Linked DNA regions of Homo sapiens: region 1 is linked to region 2. A link is a contact called in ENCODE Hi-C or POLR2A ChIA-PET data. All regions are on one chromosome and are shown on one strand. The core of a region is the stretch at or near the end of the contact, and the rest is flanking DNA. Distances in the headings are between cores, read along the strand shown. Region 1 has its middle 76 kb from the start of FENDRR. Region 2 has its middle 53 kb from the start of LINC00917.

Region 1 (5,083 bases), core at 1,680-4,179, 36 kb after region 2:
AGCCTACTCCCTGAGTGTCTGTCCAAACTCATCTTAACTTGATGACAGCTGCTCGATGACACCTTTTCGGAAAGTAAGGTCACATCCCCAGCTACAGAGGGTTACGACTAGGATCTACCCTTCTGGGGGTCACAAGCAGCCCACAACAAAGGGAGGTGCATAGGTACGTGCATAGGGAGGTGCTCGGCAGCCCAGGAGAGCTGCCGTGAGTGTGGTCAACTGTGGCCTTCCTGCTTACCTGTTTATTTTTGCCTGCCCTAACAATCAAGACGCCAGCAAGAAATCGATGTCCCTCTTACATGGTGACTTGGAAAGAGTTTCATATGAGGACAATTTACAGAAGACAGCAACAAGGGTGGTACAGCTCTCCTCCCCCTGCAAAACATAAACAGCAGGGAGCAGAGACCACCACCATGACTGAGGGGTTGGTGGGGGAGTTACTGGAACCCCAGACACAAAGAGGCCCAGTGGAGAGGGGCCTGTCCAACAGGAGCTGTGGCCTTCTTCAGAGGGACACAGCCAGCCTATGTACAAGTCTGTAGCAAGGCCAGTGACTACCCAGCTTCTCTCCCCACCTCCCTCGCATCTCTTGCTGTATCTTGATTTGGCTGAACTCAACAAGATGCCAGGGCAAAGGAGCCTGATTAATACGATGCAGGGGAGTCCACGTTACAATCTCTGAGGGCACAGAGGGAAAAGGAAGGAGAGGCAGACACAGGGAGCAGCTGGAAAGTGTCCAGTGCATCCACCCAGCACCCAAAACACCCTGCCCAAACGTCTGTGGTGCCAAATGCTCAGTGTGCAAGCTCCCCAGCAGTGGGGGCGTAGCAAGTGACAACCACTGGCGTGCACTTGGACATTGGAGTCTGGACTCGTGTGGCCAAGAAGCTGGAAGAGAGGAGAACCACTTCTGGAGATGGTGCTCCTGACAGCTTCACTGCACCCGCTCCCTGGGGTGCCAATGGCCGCAGCGCAGGGGGCTGGGGCTCATGCTGTGGCCTCCGAGCCCAGCTCTGGTGGTGGAAGCTGCACCCCACCAGCCTGATTCTATGCTTTCATTTCCCAGGCTCTCATTTCCACATCTTAAAGCCTTCTGGAAATTCTGTAAGCTTTTCAGTATCCCTTTCCAAATTCCTTTGCTGCTGAGTAAGGCAGAATGAGTGTCTGTTGCTCCAACCAAGAGCCCTCTGTGATACTGAGCAGGGGCAGCAGTCAGGGTCCTGGAAGGAAAGAGGCAGCACCCTTGGCTGGCGATCTGGAGAGCCTTTAATGAAGGGACCAGTTACAGAGGCTCACACAGGTGAAGACAGCCAGAGACAAGCCTTTAATGAAGGGACCAGTTACAGAGGCTCACACAGGTGAAGACAGCCAGAGACAAGCCTTTAATGAAGGGACCAGTTACAGAGGCTCACACAGGTGAAGACAGCCAGAGACAAGCCACGGCGGGATGCCATGGCCAGCCTGAGACTAGAGAGGGCAAGGGGAGCTTGGAAGCATCAGAGATACGGAAGAGAGGAGCTGTGGTGAGAGAAGGACAGGGCCACCGGCAGGAGGAAGAAATGGCCTGACATCTCTCGTCCTGCACACCACTCTGCTGAAGGCACCTCCCGCAGCTGAACCCAACCGGAAGCCAGGGAGAGGATGAGGGGGTTCAGGCTCTGTCGTCTCCAGAGTTCAGAGGTGGACAGAGAAGACTGGCACTGGAGCTGGGGAGCACAGTGAAGGGTAGCCAGCCCCAAGGAAGGCCAGGGGCATGGGCGCAGGGCCCACTGCAGGCCTGGGCACTATCGAGACACGTTCTCCACGCGACCTCATTGAATCTTGACGGTGGCCCTGCTGAACAGCCTTGGAGGTGGGCTGACGGGATGCAGCCCCGGGGCCGGTCTGACTCAGCACCAGAGTGGCAGCTACCTCACTTGAGCCCACAGCAGCCCTGCTGGCTGAGCAGGGCAGACGCACTGTTACTGTTTTCACCATGAAGCAAATGGGCTCAAAGAGGTTAAGTTGGTGTCTTGAGTATGTATATATGCGCAGGGGCTCACTGCTGTAACAAGCAACCCCAGGTTTCAGGAGCTTCACCTGACTCATGCTCCTCTCTCGGCACAGAATGTGGGGCAGTAGGGTGGGTGGTTGGCTCCATGGAGCCATTCGAGAGTCCAGGACCCGTTTTCTAGGTCTTGGAGTTTCTTTCCCTGGAGCTCAGTGTCCGGCCAGTAGACAGAAAAAAGAAATCATAGCAAATGGCAGGAGAAGTTTCAGGGGCAGCTGGCACTCTTTCCCATGTCCGCTGGCCAGAGCTCAGTCTCGGGTCCTGCCTGGCTTCCCGGGGTGGGAGATGAAGTCGGCCTGTTGCCGCGAGGGAGGGAGCTACGTGCATAGGGAGGTGCTCGGGCTGCTCTGCAGGGCACCCCCGAGGCGGGCCCGTGGCAGGCCGCACGGAATACAGAACCCTGTCGCTGGGAAGGGTGAGGGTCAGAGGTGGGAGACGGGGTGGGGAGGGGAGCAGTGCCCACTGTGCACACCTTAGAACCTTGGCCAGGGTTTTGGAAGCCATTGAAGGGAGTGGTGTCAGCTTGCCTGAGGGTCCTCAGCTAGTTAGGCACAACCCGGGGCCCCAAGCCGAGCTGGGAATTTTAGCTCTTGGAGCTCTGCCTCCGCCACACCGTGCACCCTGCACGGAAAGCTCGGAAATCACCCCAGCTTTCCTAGACGGTGTCTGCTACCTCTCACATCTTCCAGGCTTTGGATCTCATTCCCTTCCCCCAAGCCTAATGCATCATGCTTGCCCTTATGAAATTTCCCGGGAGCACTGTGAGACTCTGGGATCCAGAGGGCTCCAAGTTTGGGGTAGGCAGAGCCCTTCGCCTGCCCTGCGTGAGTCCAGCCCACAGTTTCTAGGAGACGCCAGGGAACATACCGCAGGCAAGTCGCCGCAGAGCTGGCTGCAAGACAGGCGGCCTTACAAATTGCTCTGTTAAACCTAAAAGCTCCAGCAATCCCAGGGATTACGAGGCGCCCTGGCGAGGCCTTGTTAGGACCGGCCTCCGGGAGAACACGGAGGGTATTTACATTTGTTGAAGGGCTCATTTTCGTGAAGGATGACAGGGCCTCGGCCCCAGAGGATCATGTGTGCATGGGCTTTTTATTTCCAGCAAACACTCAAACTCTCAAGGGTCAGATACAGTGCAAGGCAGAAATCATGCTCAGCTGCAGGCAGGGATGTGGCCGTGTGCTGACCCAGTGCCCTGGAGCCAAGGGGTTTCTTCAGTTCTGGTTTCCGTGAGCTTGGCAAAGGTGACACCTGTATCAGATACCTCGTCTCTACTACTAGATCACCGCAGTCTCACCTGCGGTCTTTGGCTCCTTACTCTAGGCACCACTATGGCAGCCAGACCTTCATGGTTCCAAACACATTCTGCAAAGCACCTTACTGTGTCCACGCTGGACATAGTCCTCCTCCCACTCTGGGGACTTCCTGTCACCTTGGAGGCCGTGGATGCTGTGGCACCTGCCCAGTGCCCAGCCACGCACCAACAGGAAAGACTTCATGCATCATAGAGTAGATAATTGGCCGATGGGCAGCATGAACCAGTGGGCAAATTGTTCTCTTCTCTCCTCCTTGGATGGTTGTCCTGAGAAGCAGTTGTCTATATGGATTTTTGGAAGAGTCCCCTAAAACTGTGCAATCAATTGCTCCTAATACCAAGTGCTGGCCAGTTCAGTATTGAACCCTCCCTGGGATTCCACCCCCTAATCCAATGGCAGAACATTAGGTTTGCCTTGACTTCGGTTTTCTGGGGAACATGCACTCATATACGCACTCTGTACACACACACTTGCACATGTATGGAAATGGCGATTGATCCTTTCTTGATCCCAATAAGTCATGGGATCTCTCTTTTCTTCCCACACAATGATTAACAACAACAATGTCATGGTCATCACTATCTATCATTTATAGAGCTCTGTGGCAGAGACCAGCAACTCGTTCTCCAAATCATTTTCCTTTTCCTCCGAGGAACACAGCCATCCACATTTCCCAACCTCCCTTGCAGTTAGGGGGAAATGAGTGATTGAGTTGTGGCCAATGACAAGTGACAAAAGTGATATTGACCACTTCCGGGCCTGATCCATCAAAATCTAGCATGCCAGCTCCCATCCTCCATCCTCTCCACCTGCTGAATTAAGAGGTCTCCCGATACCTGGGAGGAGGAGAGCCTCCCATGAGAACCAACCAGCTGGGAAAATCAGTGCTGCACTGTTATGTAATGAAGAAAAAACTTGCTGCGTATGGAGCCTCTGACACGTGGGGATTAGGGTTTGCAATGAGAAAACCATCCTCATAAGTGTGACTTGCCTGGTTTTGCCTCAGTGGACTTCTATGCACTACCTCATTTAATCTTTTTGTTTGTTTGTTTTTTAGACAGAGTCTCACTCTGTTGCCCAAGCTGGAGTGCAATGATGTGATCTCGGCTCACTGCAACCTCTACCTTGTGGGTTCAAGTGGTTCTCCTGCCTCAGCCTCCAGAGTAGCTGGGATTACAGGTGCCTCCCACCACACCCAGCTAATTTTTTGTATTTTTAGTAGAGACAGGGTTTCACCATGTTGGGTAGGCTGGTTTTGAACTCCTGAACTCAGGTGATCCGCCCGCCCCGGCCTCCCAAAATGTTCGGATTACAGGTGTGAGCCACTGCACCTGCCCTAATCTTTTTTAAATTCTGTACTTTATTAGTGAAGTATGTTGCTCTACCTGCCCCACCCCACAATACGAATCTCACCCAGGATCCCCATCCTTTTCCCTCATTCCCCCTTCCCCCTCGACACCCCTGCACAAGTGCACCAGGAGTCCCTGACCACTGGCCATTTGGAGTGTGTCCATTGGGTAGCAATGTGGAAACCCCCAGGGCCGGTGTGAAAACCCTCCGGGCCTTTGTGGGGAACATGGAGGGGGCCGAGGGAGTCCTAGGAGGGGCTTATTTGAGGGTCCTGGCCACTTGCTTGCAGACCAGTTTGATCTCCTCATCATGTGGACAGGTAGGGGTGAATTCTTCCCAGGCATAGGCACTGCCCAAGCACCGATGC
Region 2 (5,511 bases), core at 323-2,822:
GGGAGGAGATGCCAGGAAACATCTGTAAAGGAGCAGGGAGATGAGACAGGGAAGACGGCCAACAAAGAGATCCTTACCCAGGCATTTACCATTTTGGGCAACTAGAGCTCAGCCCTCCTGGGGACTTCTGTGAAACCATGGAAAGGATGCCTCAGCGTTGTTTTATCTGAAGCAAGGGAGCTGAGATATTTATGCTCCCAGGGACGTTAAATCCCTGGCATGATGGTCTGCCAAGCATGTGGGGCAGAGCAGGCTCCAGCCACCAGAGAAAACTTCCAGCTGGGAGATCTTGGTGCTGGGAATGGTGAGGGCTGAGGAACAAGAGCTGCCCCACAGAGTCTGTTCCCATCTGTAAGCCTCAATTTCACTCTCTGTAAAATGGGAATATTTAGAGCACCTAACTCATGATATTTTGGGTGATAAAAAACAGATTATGATTATAAAGCACAATAAATGCTAGCTGTCATAGCTACCACTGTGTTTATCCCTCGGACTTCTTGTAACCTCTGCCGTGGGACTGGACATCCTAAAGGTCAGAGTCTATGTTGAGGTCAGATATGGCACAGTGAAGAGCAACGTCTTCTCAATCAAGCAGGGCTGGGTTCAAGTCTCAGCTCTACCTCTGACTGGGGAACCTGGAGCAGTGAGTCAAGCTCTCCTAACCTCAGTTTCCTCTTTTGTAAAATAAAGTAGATAGAACCACTTTACAGGGTTATTGGAAGAGCTAAAAGAGATGTTGCATAAAATCATCTTGAACAGTGTCTCTTCAAGCTTGGAAAGGTGATAAAAATTAATGTTTTCCTAAATTCTCCTTCCTTGGTTAACCACTTGGCTATGAAGATTTTATTGGCTGGGATGAAGAAGGAGGACTAAGAAAAGAAAAGTCAGAGAGAGGAGAACAGGAGGAAGATAAAATGTAGACACACGCTCACATGCACACACACAAAGACACACATACACACACACAGGCAAAGGCCAACTGAAGGGACCCCGTTAGCATATAAACAAAAGGTGGGGGGTAGCCCCGAGCCTCTTCTCTGACAGCCAGTGGCGGCAGTGATGAATTTGTGAAGTTATCTAATTTTCCACTGTTTTAATTAGAGACTTGGGCTCTGAGGCCTCGCAGCTGGCTTCTTTGTGCTGTATTCTGTTGCCTGACAGAGAAAAATGTCTCCTGTAACGTCAGCCAAGCTCTCCGCCAGACCTGAGCAAGCGAAACTTCTGGGATTCATAAACTTGTGGTTTCTGGGTAGAGTGGCGTTTAAACCAGGACTCAGTGGGGAAAGGGCAACATGGCCAGCTCTTCTCCCCAGCGAATCCTCGGAACCAAGGTTGGGGTCCACCATCATCGAAGGGGTGCTGCGGAAAAGGCACGGCCCAGAAAGCCCCCTGAGGATTGTTCTGGGGGTCCTTGATCCTAGTCCATGTGAAATGGAGTCTCCTTGTGGCATGTAATTGAGCCCAGCTTAGAAAGGCCAGTGCTCTGCTTCTCCGAGACAGTGCCTTTGATTGCAGAGTGTGTGATCTGAGTAATTTAATTTATCGCTCATCTTTTGCCAAGTGATCTTTTTACAATGCTGCATTTAATGACTCCACAGCTGGGGTAGAGGCTCTCCTCGCCCTCCCAGCTCTCTGGCTGCTGTCTTCCTGTGACTCACTTTAACAGGAGGCGGGTCAGGAGGTGCAGGAGGAGAGGGCGGTGCGGGAGTCAGGCATACCTAGATTCCTATCTTGCTTGTGCCATGTGGCCGGTGGGCACGGCCTGGGAAGAGTTCCATCCTTGAGCCCGTTTTCTCCTCTGCAGAGTGACAATCACACAAATATTGATTGGATAAGGAAGACACAGGGATTGAATGAGATCATGAATAGCAGAGAGGAAAGGAAATTGCTAACTTAGAAAACAAAATGGCCCCTGTGAGATTCCAATAGGCTTTGGGGAGGAAAATCCTCTAGCTGTGTTACAAATGCTTCACATGGGTCGGGTGCAGTGGCTCGCACCGGTAATCCCAGCACTTTGGGAGGCCAAGGTGGGCAGATCACCTGAGGTCAGGAGTTCAAGACCAGCCTGGCCAACATGGAAAAACCCCATCTCTACTAAAATACAAAATTAGCCGGGCATGGTAGTGCATGCCTGTAATCCCAGCTACTCTGGAGGCTGAGGCAGGAGAACTGCTTGAACCCAGGAGGCGGAGGTTGTGGTGAGCCGAGATCACGCCATTGCACTCCAGCCTTGGCAACAAGAGCAAAACTCCGTCTCAAAAAAAAAAAAGCAACTATTTATTTCCACTCATGTGTCTACAGATTGGGTGGGGAGCTCAGTCAAGTCAGGGTGGACTGGGCAAGGTGGCTCTGCCCAAGGTGCAAGCCCAGTTGGGCGTGACTTCTCACTGGTGGTTGAGCTCAGATGTGCTCCATGTGTTTCCATTCTGGGGCCAAGGCTGAAGGCACATCAACCACCTGGGGAATGATCCTCTGTGGCAATGGCCAAGCAGCAAGAAGGTAAGCTCCACTGCAAACTCATTTCAAACCCCTGCTTATATCATCCCTGCTAGCATGCCATTGGCCAAGTTAAGTACCAAGCCATATTCTCCAAGTCAAGGGATAGGGGAGTCTATGCAACCTACAATGGAGGAACTGAGAAGGTGCAAGGCAAAAGGAGTGGATACAGGAAGGAGAGGGAGATGAGAGTTGGGTCAATGCTTGGATCTACACGTATTCACATTTCACAGAAGAGAACACTGAGCTACAGAGAGACTAAGTAATTTGCCCCAAGTTGAAAATCTGGTAGAGAAGAACCGGGGTCAGCAAGTGTCCTGTTTCAATTATACCTCGTGATAGAGCTGGACAGTTGCTATTCTGGTGTCAGGTTTAATCGTACAGACAGGAAACATGGACCCCAGATGTGATGATGGCATTGCCTTTGTGCTGCCTCACACCAAAATCTGATAGCAGAAATGACAGCATCAGAGATGAGTCTGGTAGACTCTGGCAGACGTTGCTGGTTGTCAGCCCACCATCCAATCCCCCTTCTTACTTGCTGACAGAACCCCAGTTTTTTGCAAGTATTATGGGGAGGCAATGTGGACGGAAGAATGAATGAATGGGTGCATGAATCCTCGTTGGTCTAAGCCATTCATGGCCGTCCTGTTCTTTTCTGATGTGGTCATTGAGACTTCTGGCCAATGAGAAATAATGAGAATTCTAATGGAACAGGAAGATGTCTAGTAAATACTTTCCTGATAAAGAAAGATTGTGAGGAGTAGTACAATCTATCCCCTTCTTCCTGCTTGTGAAGCTGACTCATAAAGATGTGACAGCTGCCTTCCATTCATAAGGGAGATGTCACAGTACATGAGCAGATGGGAAAGATGAAAAAGATCTTGAGTCGCGAATGATATATGCTCAGATGCAAATTCCACCAGGGCAAGGACTGTGTTTATTCACTGCTCTACCCCAGTTCCTATACTGTGTCTCAACATAAGACACTCAAAAACATTTTGTTGCATGAACGAGTCAATGAATCACTAAACTTTTGAACCAAGCCTGGGACAACCTACCTCAGGTTTCTTTTTAAGTGAGATAATAATCCTCCTACTTAAGCCACATTTTTGGATGTTGTGTTCCCTGCAGCCCAGAGCTTCCTGGAAGTACATCTGGGAATATTCAGAGGTGAGTCTGGAGAATGGACATAACAATATCTACCAAACTCAACAATCCTCACCATGATGCTTAAGGAAAACAAAATGGCCTAGTCTATTCAAGTCCACCTCGATTCCAGAGAGCTCTGAAATGTTGCCTGATTCTTCCCAGACTTCAAGCACTTACTTGAACACTCCTATTATGATGCCCATTTTGCAGAAAAGGACATTGAGGCTGGCTGGGTGAGATCAGCTAATGTACATAAAGTCCACAGCTCAAAGGGGTGAAGCTGTAAAGTGCTTCCTACATGTAAAGAGGGACAAGTGGTCAAGAGACTGGTGTCAGCTCCACTGAGGCTCTACATTTCACCGGGAACTCATCCCACTGGGCACCATGTTTTCACCTGCACCAAAGGGTGGGCTCTGGGAGGAAGTCCCCCCTGGTTCCCTCCAAGGGGAGACAGCAACAGACTGTGAGAAAGGGCCAGTGCAGGAGGCGGTGGGCATCCCTGCAGGGCTGGATATTGAAACATTTCCATAAATAAAATTTAGTTATTTTAATCTAAATAGGCCGGGCACGGTGGCCTATTTAGGTGGCCTCCAGCCAGCAGGAGGAACATCCTGAGGACAGGAGCTGGGAGCTGCTTGGGTTGGTTCCCTGATCAGCAGGGATGACGAGAAGCTTCTGGCAGGTCTGAATTGAGAGAAGAAAATGGGTGAGGGAGAGACAGAGAAAAGCAGGATGACCCTGACAACCCCACTAGGTCCCATTCTCAGCCCTGGAAGCCTCGCCAAAAGGCAGTTGTGGTAGGAAGACCCCAGCACTTTGTGTCAAGGTGGACTGAGAGAGGATCACTGGCTCTGATGTCTACCCCTAGGTGCCCTGGGCAACTCATCTCTGAGTGTCACTTTCCTCATGGAGGTGGAATGGAACCCATGGCCAAAGGAGGACTAAACCATCCTTCTGTGTGAACACGTGGCTTGGGTCCTGGCACCTGGGGAGTGCTCAGTGACTGAAGCCTGCTGGTCTACCCACGTCATCCCTCAGCCCATGCTAACTCTGACTCCTCTATGCCCACTGCCAGCACAGCCTGCATGCAGGCACCTCCCGCCGACACCCCAGGCATCCTTGCCCGACTGCTCCCCAGCCTCGTTCCCAGCCCTGGCGTTCTGCTGGCCCTGCGTTCAAGGGTGGTGTTCCTGATGTTCATCTACTGCTGTGGCATAGACAAGGGCTCCCCAGAGACCCCTCCTGTAGCAGGCATTGGAACCCACACTTTAGGGGCCAAAGTGTCCAAGGTGGCAAAGGAGGAAAGTGTGTAGAAAACTCAAGGCAAAAGCTATGCACCGGCCGGCCTGGAAATGTTTCAATATCCAGCCCTGAGCACAGCTGAACTGATGCGTGCAGGCTGTCAGACCCGATTGACTGTAGTGAATTCTCATAGTCCCTGCCTGGCTCACCAATTTCCCCATGAGGGAAATTGCCCTTCCCAACCTTAAGGCCACACAATTCAGTGGGACTGCCTCACCTCCAGCCCCAAGGTAGCCATGGGTCACAGTGATGGTATACTCAGGCCACTCCAAAGACAGTCAAGCTTGGAATACTTGGAGGACCTTGGGAGATCACCGAGCTGGTAGGATAACTAGAATTGCCAGTCGTCATGTTTGCCACCTTGGGAAGGGACTGGGTGGGGATACCTTTCTTCGGAGGAAAATAAAGGTTAGAGAAGGAGAGAGACAGCTTGCTGATCACATCGTGACATCTGGATCCAGCCAGACCTGAAGCTGTGCCCTGATGTCATCTGTCCAGCTGAGCCAATCATTCCATTTTTCAAGTGCCTCCTGCATTTGCAAGCAACCAGGACTTCACTGA

What was found. A loop is a pair of places that touch in the nucleus more often than their neighbours do. ChIA-PET counts read pairs that join two places held with the same protein, here RNA polymerase II (POLR2A). Pooled maps may share reads with other maps.
Region 1: a map of transverse colon shows a loop between it and region 2 (2.8-fold over the local background). The contact joins two enhancer-like sites. A Hi-C loop is called at or near these places in 4 of 168 maps with a recorded cell type or tissue (endothelial cell of umbilical vein, heart left ventricle, sigmoid colon and 1 more) and 3 of 50 pooled maps. POLR2A ChIA-PET finds 5 or more read pairs at or near these places in 2 of 52 experiments (AG04450 and HEK293).

What each region holds. Positions count from the first base shown.
Region 1 is chr16:86,429,867-86,434,949 of GRCh38, forward strand. It overlaps the pseudogene LOC401864. Among named protein-coding and RNA genes, the nearest start is that of FENDRR, 76 kb to the right of the region's middle. RefSeq lists a silencer at 3,428-3,657. Within about 2 kb of position 2,930, at least 4 of the 41 ENCODE cell types and tissues checked have a DNase peak (open chromatin) inside an H3K27ac peak, as active enhancers do; they include sigmoid colon and transverse colon, where a contact is called at or near this core.
Region 2 is chr16:86,395,504-86,401,014 of GRCh38, forward strand. No RefSeq gene overlaps it. Among named protein-coding and RNA genes, the nearest start is that of LINC00917, 53 kb to the left of the region's middle. RefSeq lists enhancers at 978-1,617, 1,422-2,021. Within about 2 kb of position 1,573, at least 8 of the 41 ENCODE cell types and tissues checked have a DNase peak (open chromatin) inside an H3K27ac peak, as active enhancers do; they include sigmoid colon and transverse colon, where a contact is called at or near this core.